Linked DNA regions of Homo sapiens: regions 2, 3 and 4 are each linked to region 1. A link is a loop called in an ENCODE intact Hi-C map of the cell type or tissue named here. Cell type or tissue: heart right ventricle. All regions are shown on one strand.

What was found. A loop is a pair of places that touch in the nucleus more often than their neighbours do. Peaks named below come from ENCODE experiments on the same cell type or tissue, not always from the same donor. Only the 100,000 strongest peaks of a DNase experiment are listed, where the experiment ranks them.
Region 2: it touches region 1 in a loop (4-fold over the local background); 66 of 110 quality-filtered maps call a loop at or near these places.
Region 3: a loop joins it to region 1, with 3 times the contacts of the local background. A loop is called at or near these places in 13 of 110 quality-filtered maps.
Region 4: a loop joins it to region 1, with 32 times the contacts of the local background. A loop is called at or near these places in 66 of 110 quality-filtered maps.

What each region holds. Positions count from the first base shown.
Region 1 is chr12:98,697,688-98,700,187 of GRCh38, reverse strand. It overlaps APAF1 (apoptotic peptidase activating factor 1), which reads right to left. Exons shown (of 27, transcript NM_181861.2): 17 at 619-780. Among named protein-coding and RNA genes, the nearest start is that of APAF1, 54 kb to the right of the region's middle. RefSeq lists a cis regulatory region at 1,129, a silencer at 1,063-1,132 and an enhancer at 1,045-1,214. In heart right ventricle, a CTCF peak has its summit at 1,129 (motif pointing left); a DNase peak (open chromatin) is centred at 1,147; H3K27ac peaks cover 365 bases.
Region 2 is chr12:99,003,952-99,006,451 of GRCh38, reverse strand. All of the region lies in intron 17 of ANKS1B (ankyrin repeat and sterile alpha motif domain containing 1B), which reads left to right. Among named protein-coding and RNA genes, the nearest start is that of APAF1, 360 kb to the right of the region's middle. In heart right ventricle, no CTCF peak of the experiment used is centred here; no DNase peak of the experiment used is centred here.
Region 3 is chr12:98,938,537-98,941,036 of GRCh38, reverse strand. The region is part of intron 17 of ANKS1B (ankyrin repeat and sterile alpha motif domain containing 1B); the gene reads left to right. Among named protein-coding and RNA genes, the nearest start is that of APAF1, 290 kb to the right of the region's middle. In heart right ventricle, a CTCF peak has its summit at 1,471; no DNase peak of the experiment used is centred here.
Region 4 is chr12:98,997,691-99,000,190 of GRCh38, reverse strand. All of the region lies in intron 17 of ANKS1B (ankyrin repeat and sterile alpha motif domain containing 1B), which reads left to right. Among named protein-coding and RNA genes, the nearest start is that of APAF1, 350 kb to the right of the region's middle. In heart right ventricle, a CTCF peak has its summit at 1,300 (motif pointing right); no DNase peak of the experiment used is centred here.

The DNA of each region.
Region 1 (2,500 bases):
CTTATATCAAAAGAAATTATATGTGAGGGCACTCTGAATACCACAAATACCAGCTACTATTAGATGTGGGGAAGAAAAGCAAAGAATTTTCTTATTTACTTTTTTCATATTTTCCTCATTTACTTTATAAAAATTTCACTATCTTGTTCAGTCATTGATGAGCATTTCTGTCAGAGTCATCAAATCATAAAATTGTAGGTGTAAGAAAACACTTTGAAAAATCACCTAAACCAATGTAATCAAAATTGAAGAAAAAAAAGGAGTGATGAAGAAAGCATTCTATGTTTTAAATACATTTGAGGAACACTGGATTCGATGGCATAAATTGTGTAAGAGGACTTCCTGGGGCCCTGAATATGTTAGTTCATACAGTGTGCCTAATAGGGGAAAGCAATACAAAACATATTTCCCAAACGGTGTAACCATGGAGACCTTTCCTTACAAGGCCATCCTTATCTCACGGAGCACAGTTCCAAAGAACCATGACAGGTTAGGAAGACTGCCCAAAATCACACAGCTAGACTTTATTTTTATGAATAAACATTGTAAAATGCAAAAATGAACAGAAGTTTTAACTTTCTTTAAATCAGACTGAAGTTGGCTTTTTAAAGTACTTACAAAGATTTTATTTTTTGCTGCCACCATTATCCTTGCACCATCAGCAGACCACGAACAACACTTCACTATCACTTCCATATCCTCTTGAGGGTCCTCCAAATTTAGGAAGAACTGTTTCACATTAATGCTTTTCCTCTCATTTGCTGATGTCGCATCCCAAAGCTTTGAATTAAAGTAATAAAAAAGAAAAAGTTTGTTTTACTCTATAATCACACTTCTAGAATTTTTCCTAAATTAAATGCCACATAAACTTATTCACTTCACTTGATGAATTATTTTTACCTATGCATGACTTTTTGTAAGGCTTTTAAATTAAGATCTCCAGTTTCATTATTACGTTCTTAAAAAGAAAAAATTAGAAGCACTGCCCAAAATGCAGAACATAAAATTAAATAAAAAGTTAAGAGTCTTGCATGGTGTGGAAGCTAAAAATTACATGTTGACAGTAAGGACACAAGTGGAAGAAAGGTGGTAAGATGAAGAGACTCACGACTTGCCACTGCTGCCCTCTGCTGTGCCAGGAATGAAGTGTGTTTCACGAACCTACCACATGCACAGCAGGAAGACTACACAGGACCCAGTCCAAGTTAGGTCGTGACCTAGCAGAGCATCCAGAGACATAAGGAAGTCTCTGAAAACAGGGACAAGCAAGACTCTTTGTGTGCTTGGCAGGGCCAGATAGGGCTACAAAACTAACTGGATCCTGAGGAATGAGATACAAAATACTGTAAACTTTGCTCACTAGTAGGACCACTTGAATAGCACAAAAGACAAAGGCCTTCAAGAAGATCCACCTTCACTCCTCTGGGCCATGAGCAGTGTCTCAGCCTCACAGAGTGATAATGACTGCCCATGCCCAAACCAAAGGTTGGCCACGGAGAAGGATGGGGGTTGGGGGAGAAAGCTGCTGCTCAGGCTTTAAGTCAGCTTCCAAAGCACAACTCCCAGGTAAAACCTAATTTTTCTGGCCAGGTACATTTTCAAATCTCTCGAGTAAAAAGAAGTATTATATATACTAAGAAACATGGCCAAAACCAAAACTTTTCTACTTGCAACAACTGCAGGTAATCTGGGTAATGCAAAAGAGACAGCAGGTGCTAAAACAGCCTTCCCTGATACTAAAGAGAAAAATAAATAAATAAACATAAAAGCCTGAACCTTCAGTTACATTATCCAGAATATATGAGAAATCAGTTTCCCTATTAATATGAAAATCAGGCTGGGTACAGTGGTTCACACCTGTAATCCCAGCACTTTGGGAAGCCAAGGTGGGAGGATCACTTGAGCCCAGGAGTTCAAGACCAGCCTGGGCAACACAGTGAGACCTCATCTGTTTTGTTTTGTTTTGTTTTCAATTTAAAAAAATTTTAAAAAACAAAAAGAAAAAGCAACTATTGCCTGAATTTTACAAAGAAAAATAAAAGTAGCACAATCCAACTTGATTATACATGTCTAAATTGCATCTGTTTCTGGACCTGACTTCAGCTTCTGTCCAAGCAGTGGTGAAATCCCACATATTGAGGGACCACATAAACTAATACCAGCATTTCATTCTGAGCAAGTCGCTACACTGTATCCAGGGTCCCTGTGCACCCCAGGCCTCTGCGTGCTTTAAATGGCAAATTTTTAAATAGAACTCACATTTTAAAACAGTTCATCTCAGAGCCTGAAAAGCACATGCTTATCAACATGATACCCTACAAAATGCTTAAAAAGTTATAGAGCCATTTGGGGCAGGACATAATTTTACAGTTTTCATCCTCTCAAAAGGTAAAAACTTACAGGAGAATTTGACCTTGAAATGCTGTTATCTAACATCATTTTGCAGGACCTCTGCTTACTACCTGTCATTATATCAGTGTGAACCAACCAATGATACTGA
Region 2 (2,500 bases), 310 kb before region 1:
AATAAGTCTCTTGTGCATATTATTCTAATATGGGATCAGATCTTAATTAATATACTCAGGGTGCTGTCTGCCTAGTCATGAATCCCTCAAAAGCAGGGACTGTGTCCCTATTGCTAGTGCTGGATACTTGATAAATAATTGAGAATGAATATGTTAATTTCTCAAAGTAATGGTGCTATGTGATGGAGTAAGTTACAGCTAGAGTAAACAAGTCTTCACTCGGCATAGCCTTAGGATAAGTTACAGAAATAAACTTTGGTCAAAGCTCCATGCTTTTTGGAGGTTTGTGCTCTCTCTTTCCCCACAGCCCCATGCAGCCTATCTGAAAGTGTTTCTTAGCTGGAATATAACCCAAGGTATAGAATCTGACCTAGGAAAATACATGAACTTCTAATTTGTAAGATCCTAGTCTATAAACCTCAACCAAGGTGCTTTGCTTGAAGGGGTTAGAAGAGATGGCAATTTCTCTCTACTTCTTCAGTCATTGGAAGAAGACTTTCATCGTCATGGTTTATTCCAGCTGTCTATTTTTTCCCAGGAAGAGTTGCTATGCCAACCCTTCAGCCCTACTGAGTGGGCTCACTGCTCAGAATGCCATCAGCAAATTGAGTTCATCAGCATATGTTTTTGACTCACATCTGCTTTAAGTGGTGCATGTGCGTGTGTGTGTGTGTGTTCCATCTGTGTTAAGGTTTTATTTTATGAGTCTTATAACTGAGAAAGCCCAAGGGCAACTACACATTCCTAAACAGGAATACAAGTCCATTCACTATTCAAATGGCGTCTTGCTTTCTATTTGCTTACCACATTTGAAAGCGCATGCAGGTTACAAGCTAAAGCAATCGAGAGGGAAAAGGAGACATGTAAAAAGAGGATAGAGGAAGAAAATAGCTAGATCTGAGGCATTTATGTCAGGTTTTGATGTAAATAATGTTCAGAAACGTGGCCATCTGAGTTGATCCTTTCATGGAGGCATCCACTTAAAAACCCCATGACTAAACCTTTTATACATGTCAACTTTCCATTGCTTTCTGTCCATGTTTTTAGGAAGGATTAGAATGCACTGAGCCTCCTCAGAGCAGGTTTGGGTGAGAGCAGCTGCACAGGAGCTATTTGTGCAGGGCGATTCTGACATGCCAGACCTGCTGTCACACCGGGCCACAGCAACAACAGCGACGCCCTTCCTAGCGCACTGCAGTCCCAGCACTGGGCTGTGGAATGGAGCCCATCACAGCTACGCTCCCGCATTTGTTCCCTGTTTAATGAACAGTTGGCCCCTGGTGGGAAACTTTGGAGAGATGTGCCTATTAAGAGGTGTCTGCCTCTCTTCTACAGGCTCTCCTTTTCATTTTCTCGTTTGTTACAGCAAGGGACTTTTTATGAGAACAGAATATTTTACTCCGTGGGAAATCTGTTCTTTCTGCCTCTGCTTCTGCTCCCACCGGATGTTCTCCTCTGCTCCTTGCGAGGGCACAGGCAATTATTGAGCAATGCATCTTCACCCACATAATTCCAGGCAAATATTATAATAGGTGTGCGAGTGACACTGGAGAAAAACCTTCTGCCCTCTCACTTCTATCTCTTCAGTTTTAAGGATGAGATGGCAATTTCTTTGTTAATGAACACCCTCACAATGCATTCATTTATTCAATGAGCCAAAAAAAAAAAATGTTTATTTAGTGTCTGTTGATACTGGCATGCCTGGACCACACATGGCCAATATGTTGGCCCCAACACATTGACCATTCACCATGGGAGATTTTCATAGGGCATTTTCCCCCCCACCCAGCACCCACCTGGCTCCACTTTAGCCCTGCCTCCTTCCCCGCACCCCACCTTCCTCTCATTTCTCCACCCTTTCTCATTTTTCTCAAACAGAAAAAAATGAGTTATCTTGGGTTGCCTTGGGTTGCCTTGGGTTGAAGCCATACCCTTTGGGTTTGACCTACTCCACTTATTCATCTAAGACTTATTAAGAGCCCATCATCAAAATAGTAATAAAAATAGTAATTTATCCCTATCTAGTGCTTACTCTGTGCTCTTTACGTATATTATCTCATTTAGTCTTTCAAACAACCCTATGAGGACGATATTGGTATAATCCCTGTTTTTAAATGGGAACATTAAAACAGAGTAAAGTAACTTGCTTGAAGTCACAAAACTGCTGTAATAGGAGCGTTTTGCTGAAAAAGAACAGAAAGCCCTATGTACAGTGGCTGAAACAAATGGACATTTATTTCTCTCATATAACAATCAGCTGGGAGGTCATTTGTTCCTAGTGTTCATTCCATGGCTCCACGGTGTTAGAGCTGCTCCCTCTGAGAATTGACTGACTCTTTCCCTCAGAAGCACAGAATGGCGGACCTATATCCAAGCATCACATCCACGTTTAAGTTAAGAAGAGAGAGGGTAGTGTCATCTGTCAACTGCATTTTTCCTTTTCAGCAGGAATTCAAAGCCTTTCCAGAATCCTTCGCCAGCTTTCTGCTAACCCCTCATT
Region 3 (2,500 bases), 240 kb before region 1:
ATTCAGTGTTTGTAGTGACCTTATAGAATATAACTACCATGAATAGTAAGAATTCTCTGTATTTTCTTTATGTCAAAAAAAGAAAAAGGAATCATACCATATGTCAATTTTTGTGTCCCTACTTTTTTCTCTTAACCTTACATTCTGAGAATTTTTCAATGTTAGTAAATATTTTTTGAGATATGCCTTTCAATGACATATTCAAACAAATGGATCTCCATGATTTGTTTCCCTCTTGCTAGACTCTAGGTTATTTCCAAAGAACATTCTTATACATATGTTCTTGTGTATCTCATTGATTCATTTGTTGCCTCACTCACTCATTCAACAAATATTTATTTAGCACTTTGTCTCAGGCCTCCTGCATAAGAATACAAAAATAAATAGTACAGACACCAATCTCTGCTCTCATGAAGCTTATCATCCACTGACACAGATAATAAATATTTACACAAGTAATTCATGGTAATAATAATAAGTGCTGGTAGAGACAAGCACAGGAAGCTACAAAAAGCCCGTGGAAGGCCTGACCTTGATCAGGGAAGGGTTCTGAAGTAACAGTTTCAGCTGAGCCCTGAAAGAATTCAGGACTGAAATGCACTAGATGCCTAGGTTAGAGATAGAAGAAAGGAGTTTTCTTCTCTCTTCCTCTCTCCCTCTGCACCCCCCTCCTCACAGCACAGGCCAAATAGTGCATCAGTAGGCTGTGCCTTTCGTGTGCCTGTGACCCAAGGTCAGGCTCCCATCTGGCTGCCTGCACACAAGCCACTACTGCCCTTTGCTCCCCTCTTGCCCCCGCCACATAGAGAGCAAAGACATGGAGGAGAAAGAGGTGGTTAGGAGAGGCTCAGGGACACCTGCCTGGAGTGGGTCCTGCCAGTGGACCCCATGGGACCCAACTGACAGAAGAGAGGAGTGAGATGTAACTGCAGGCCCGTTCACAGTGGGGCCTGAACTCAGCTGCAGTGTTTGCTTTATCACTGGCTGTGGCCACCACAAATACCTGTCAAAACTCCCTCCCTGTGCCCTTTTCCCCAGTAGAACAGCTCTCTTCTCACTCTCAAAATCATCTCTCACCCTTGTTTGAAAGACCAAATTCAGAGGACAAATGGGTATTTAGGGGCATCAGTGTGCCATGTGAGAAAAAGTCAGTAGTACTGAAGTCAAGAACCAATTAAAACATTTGTTGGCCTCTTTCCACATCTTAGGGGCAGCGTTCCTTTTACAGGTCCAGGTGTCCACTTTGCCTGGGAATCTTTGAAGCCATTTTCTTTAAAAGTGTTCCTCCAAGAAATATGTACACAGCAAGAACTTGTGACAATTTGAACACCAGGGAATTAGAATGTGCAAAGCTTAAATTATTGGGGGGAATATCAACCTGAAGTCTATCAACCAGAATTTAAAAGAAGTGCAGTTTGTACTTTCTAAAACATTAGCACTAAATCTAACTGCTAACTAGCCATTGCCACTAGAGGTCCTGCCTGCCCGACTTCAAGGAAAAAAGAAGCCTCAACTAGTCCCTGAGTGGTGTGATTTGTAACACATGGCACTTAAGTGCTTGGAAATATTTATTCTCTTAAAAAAATTAACCGCAATGGCCAATGGCACATTATGCATCTGCTTAGCAAATTCTTTCTTAGCACAAAAGGAACTTCAGCCAATTTATAGGCTAAACTTTTATCAATTCCAGAGCAGCAATGCCCAAATTAGTATGCAGTGCAAATAGGTAATTTCTATCAAGAAGGCTTTGATATCCATGATGCAAATTAACAATGCTTATGTACCAGCTATATTCACTCTGATTCTCTAGAAAATCCAATGTTGACAACATACGCACTAATCCTAATAAGGTTTCTCAAAAACATCTTCATAGAAACTTGTAATTCCATACACTTTAGGATAACATTAGCTGATGCTCACTCACAGTTTTCACCCTGAGATGCAGTTCGAGTCTAATTTGGCACCTTACTCAGCTATCTGTAACAGTCTCAAGGTGAAAAAGAGAGGGAGGAAAAAAGGTGTTAGTTGCAAAATCAGGATCTGACTTAATAAACTTTTGCCTTTTTGTTATCCTGTATGTTATCTTGTTAAAACTCAACATGACTTATTATCATTAATCTCCACTGCCTTCTCACCAAGGCCTTTTCCATTTCATTGCAAATGGTAAGCACATTTTCACGTTGCCCAACCCCCATAGTTGATGGGTGACTTCCCAATTTCATCCTCTGCTCAGCCTTTGTCAATGTCTTCAGCCATTCCTTCCAAGAAACTGTTCTGGTTTCTGCAATGTGATCTATTCTTAGCCCATGCTGGCGAGTCTTAAGCTCTCAAGTTTTCATCGAAGTGACTTAGTAGTCTGGTCTCAATAAATAACTGCAATTTGTGTGTGTGTGTCTTCCCCCAAGGACACATCTTAACCTTACAAAGACAGAAGCTTTCACAACTGCAGTTGCATTTTCAGGAAGAGCACTCTGCCTTAGGTTTTCCCAAGCACCTTTCT
Region 4 (2,500 bases), 300 kb before region 1:
AGTCCATTCTGTTTGTCACTATTTTTGTTGTTGTTCATGTACATTATTTTTTTCTGCCTTTTCTATTTTTTCCTTACTCTCCTCTCTGTTTCTCTTCTTCCTTTCCTCTTCTTCTACCCACCCGTTTCTTAGCATTTTACTGGACATTCCAACATAAGAAGAGGGATTGGGCTTTATTCTTGTAAACTGAAATTTTTCCTATCTTGGCTTCTAAAGAGTTAGGAAGAGATCATCACTCTCGTAAAATTTGCAGTGTGAAATTTCAAGCCCCAGAGAATATCCACCTAGCCTCCTTCACACTGTGGGAGAAGAGAATGAAACGAGAATTGTTAGGAGAAGCAGTTGTAGCCACTGCGTGTTTCCCCTGGTTATAGTCAACCCAAGCCATGCAGACTTGGAGAGCCCAGCCCAACCACATGCCCTTCACACGCGGTGCCGGCTGGAAAGCACCAACCTTGTAGCCCGATGCATCCCATCTGCTGAACAGTTAGTTTACTAGGAGAAGACAACCAGCTCTTAGGTTAGAATAGCAGAAACTTTTCCATTCCCCTTAGATCCTGACTTTTTTCTTTTGATACCTAATAAATCATAGATATAAAGAGTTAACCTTTGGCCTAGAATCAGGGTTTACTAAAGTTTGGTATTTTATAACCTTTTGCAAAAACATAAAGTATCCTTTCCCAGAATATTTGCTATTTATCTGACCCAAATCCCAATGTAATATACGTAACATCTGTCATCACCACCAAGATGCGGAGACCCAGTTGGTTCAGCAATGGGAAACAGAATGACCAGGGCACGCTGTAACCACATAAGCTACTTTGCTCCAAAAACAAAATTGATTAGAAACGCCAGTTTGTGTGCCCACAGATTTATATTGAATACAAAGGTCAAGCTGCTAATGTAGCCCCTTGGCTGTGCTCTGCAGAGTTCCCTAGTCTTGCTCACCGAAAGTTGACTCTGCCATGAATGCAGATGAATTGCTGCAGTTTACCTTGCTCACTGACTTTCACAGGAAATTTAAAGCTCCAGTTGCACGGTGTATCTCAGCAGCCAAATGTTTAACTCTGCCTGTGCTTTTCTAGATGCAGCAGTGTGCTAGTTGGTAAGTATTTGGTGGGCAGGGACTTCCCTTCAAGGACTTAGGGACAGCTTTGTCTGCTGAAGATTAACAATTACTATTTCTATTATGACCCACAAAGAGATTATAACCACTGATTTTACTTTAAGGCCTATCTCAGCAATTAACAATTTAGCAATAGTAAAGTGTAGGGATCATGCAATAAATGAAAAATCCACTAGGTGGTTCTAGTGTTCTTCTAACCAGAAATGAGCAGTGTTAACGAGCTCGTTCCATCACTTCGTATCCCAAAGGCAAAGCAAAATATAAAAACGAACATGATTTTTGTTATTTAACATTCATTCTAGATTATATGTGAATATATTAGTATATGCAGTGATTGCTCAGAGACTAAGCTTCTCTAGAGTGCTGAGGATTTTTTTCTGCCTCTTTTTTACATAGACACATGAAGGCTACATTTCAACCTTTTAACCTTATTTTTATGGTTAATAAAACATTAATTTATGTACCTAAGCCCTTATGGCACATAGACCACCATTTTATCACCACTCATTTGTCAATGTCCCTCATATAAGGACACAAGCTTTCAAATGAAGAAATATGTTGTCTTACTTGCAGCTTTTCTCCAACTTAAAGCAATACAGTTCTCATTTATAAAATGCTCAGTCATTGGTTTCATTAATATTTTCAGTAACCTTATTTAAATTTGATCCAGGTTTACATGTTCCTCTTAGAAACCTTATTAGAAAATGTCTTATGGTTTAGAATATAATAATAATATATAAGTAAACCTAACTTTTTAAATGTGCTTAAGTCACCCTGGCTCCAAAAGTAATCTCAAAGTCTTAATCCCTTGTCATATTTCCCTTCAAATCCTCCAATTCCAGTGTCTTTCTGGTTAATTACAATTATCATGAAGTGTCAGATGTCTTCCCCCAAAGCAGTCTGGGTAAATTCCCACAGTGCCAGACACAGTGCTGAATTCTCAGAACAGATGACAGTTGTTCCCTTCCTGCCACATTGGAAAAGTGGCACAAGGACAGGTTATACATGGAACACCAGACAAATATCCATTCGCCCTTGAAAAGGTTCCAAACCAGAAGACAGGCCAAGGCAGTATTCATGAACATTATCAGGGGTAATTAAAATGACTGCTGGTTTTTATTCTAAGAGAAAAGAAACATGACAAAAAATGAAATAAATGCAAGCTCTAAAGAACCTTGAAATGAACCATTTTAACAAAGAAATTAGGAAAATCTTAACAATAATTATTTACATACATTGAAAACATTTAAGTGTCCGAAGATTGAACACAAATGTAGCTCTCTGAGGTGGCAGGAATCATAAACACTAGGCACTTTCTAAGTGCTTGTTGGTTACTTACTATTCCAGTTAAATGTTTAAAAATTTTGAAGCCTG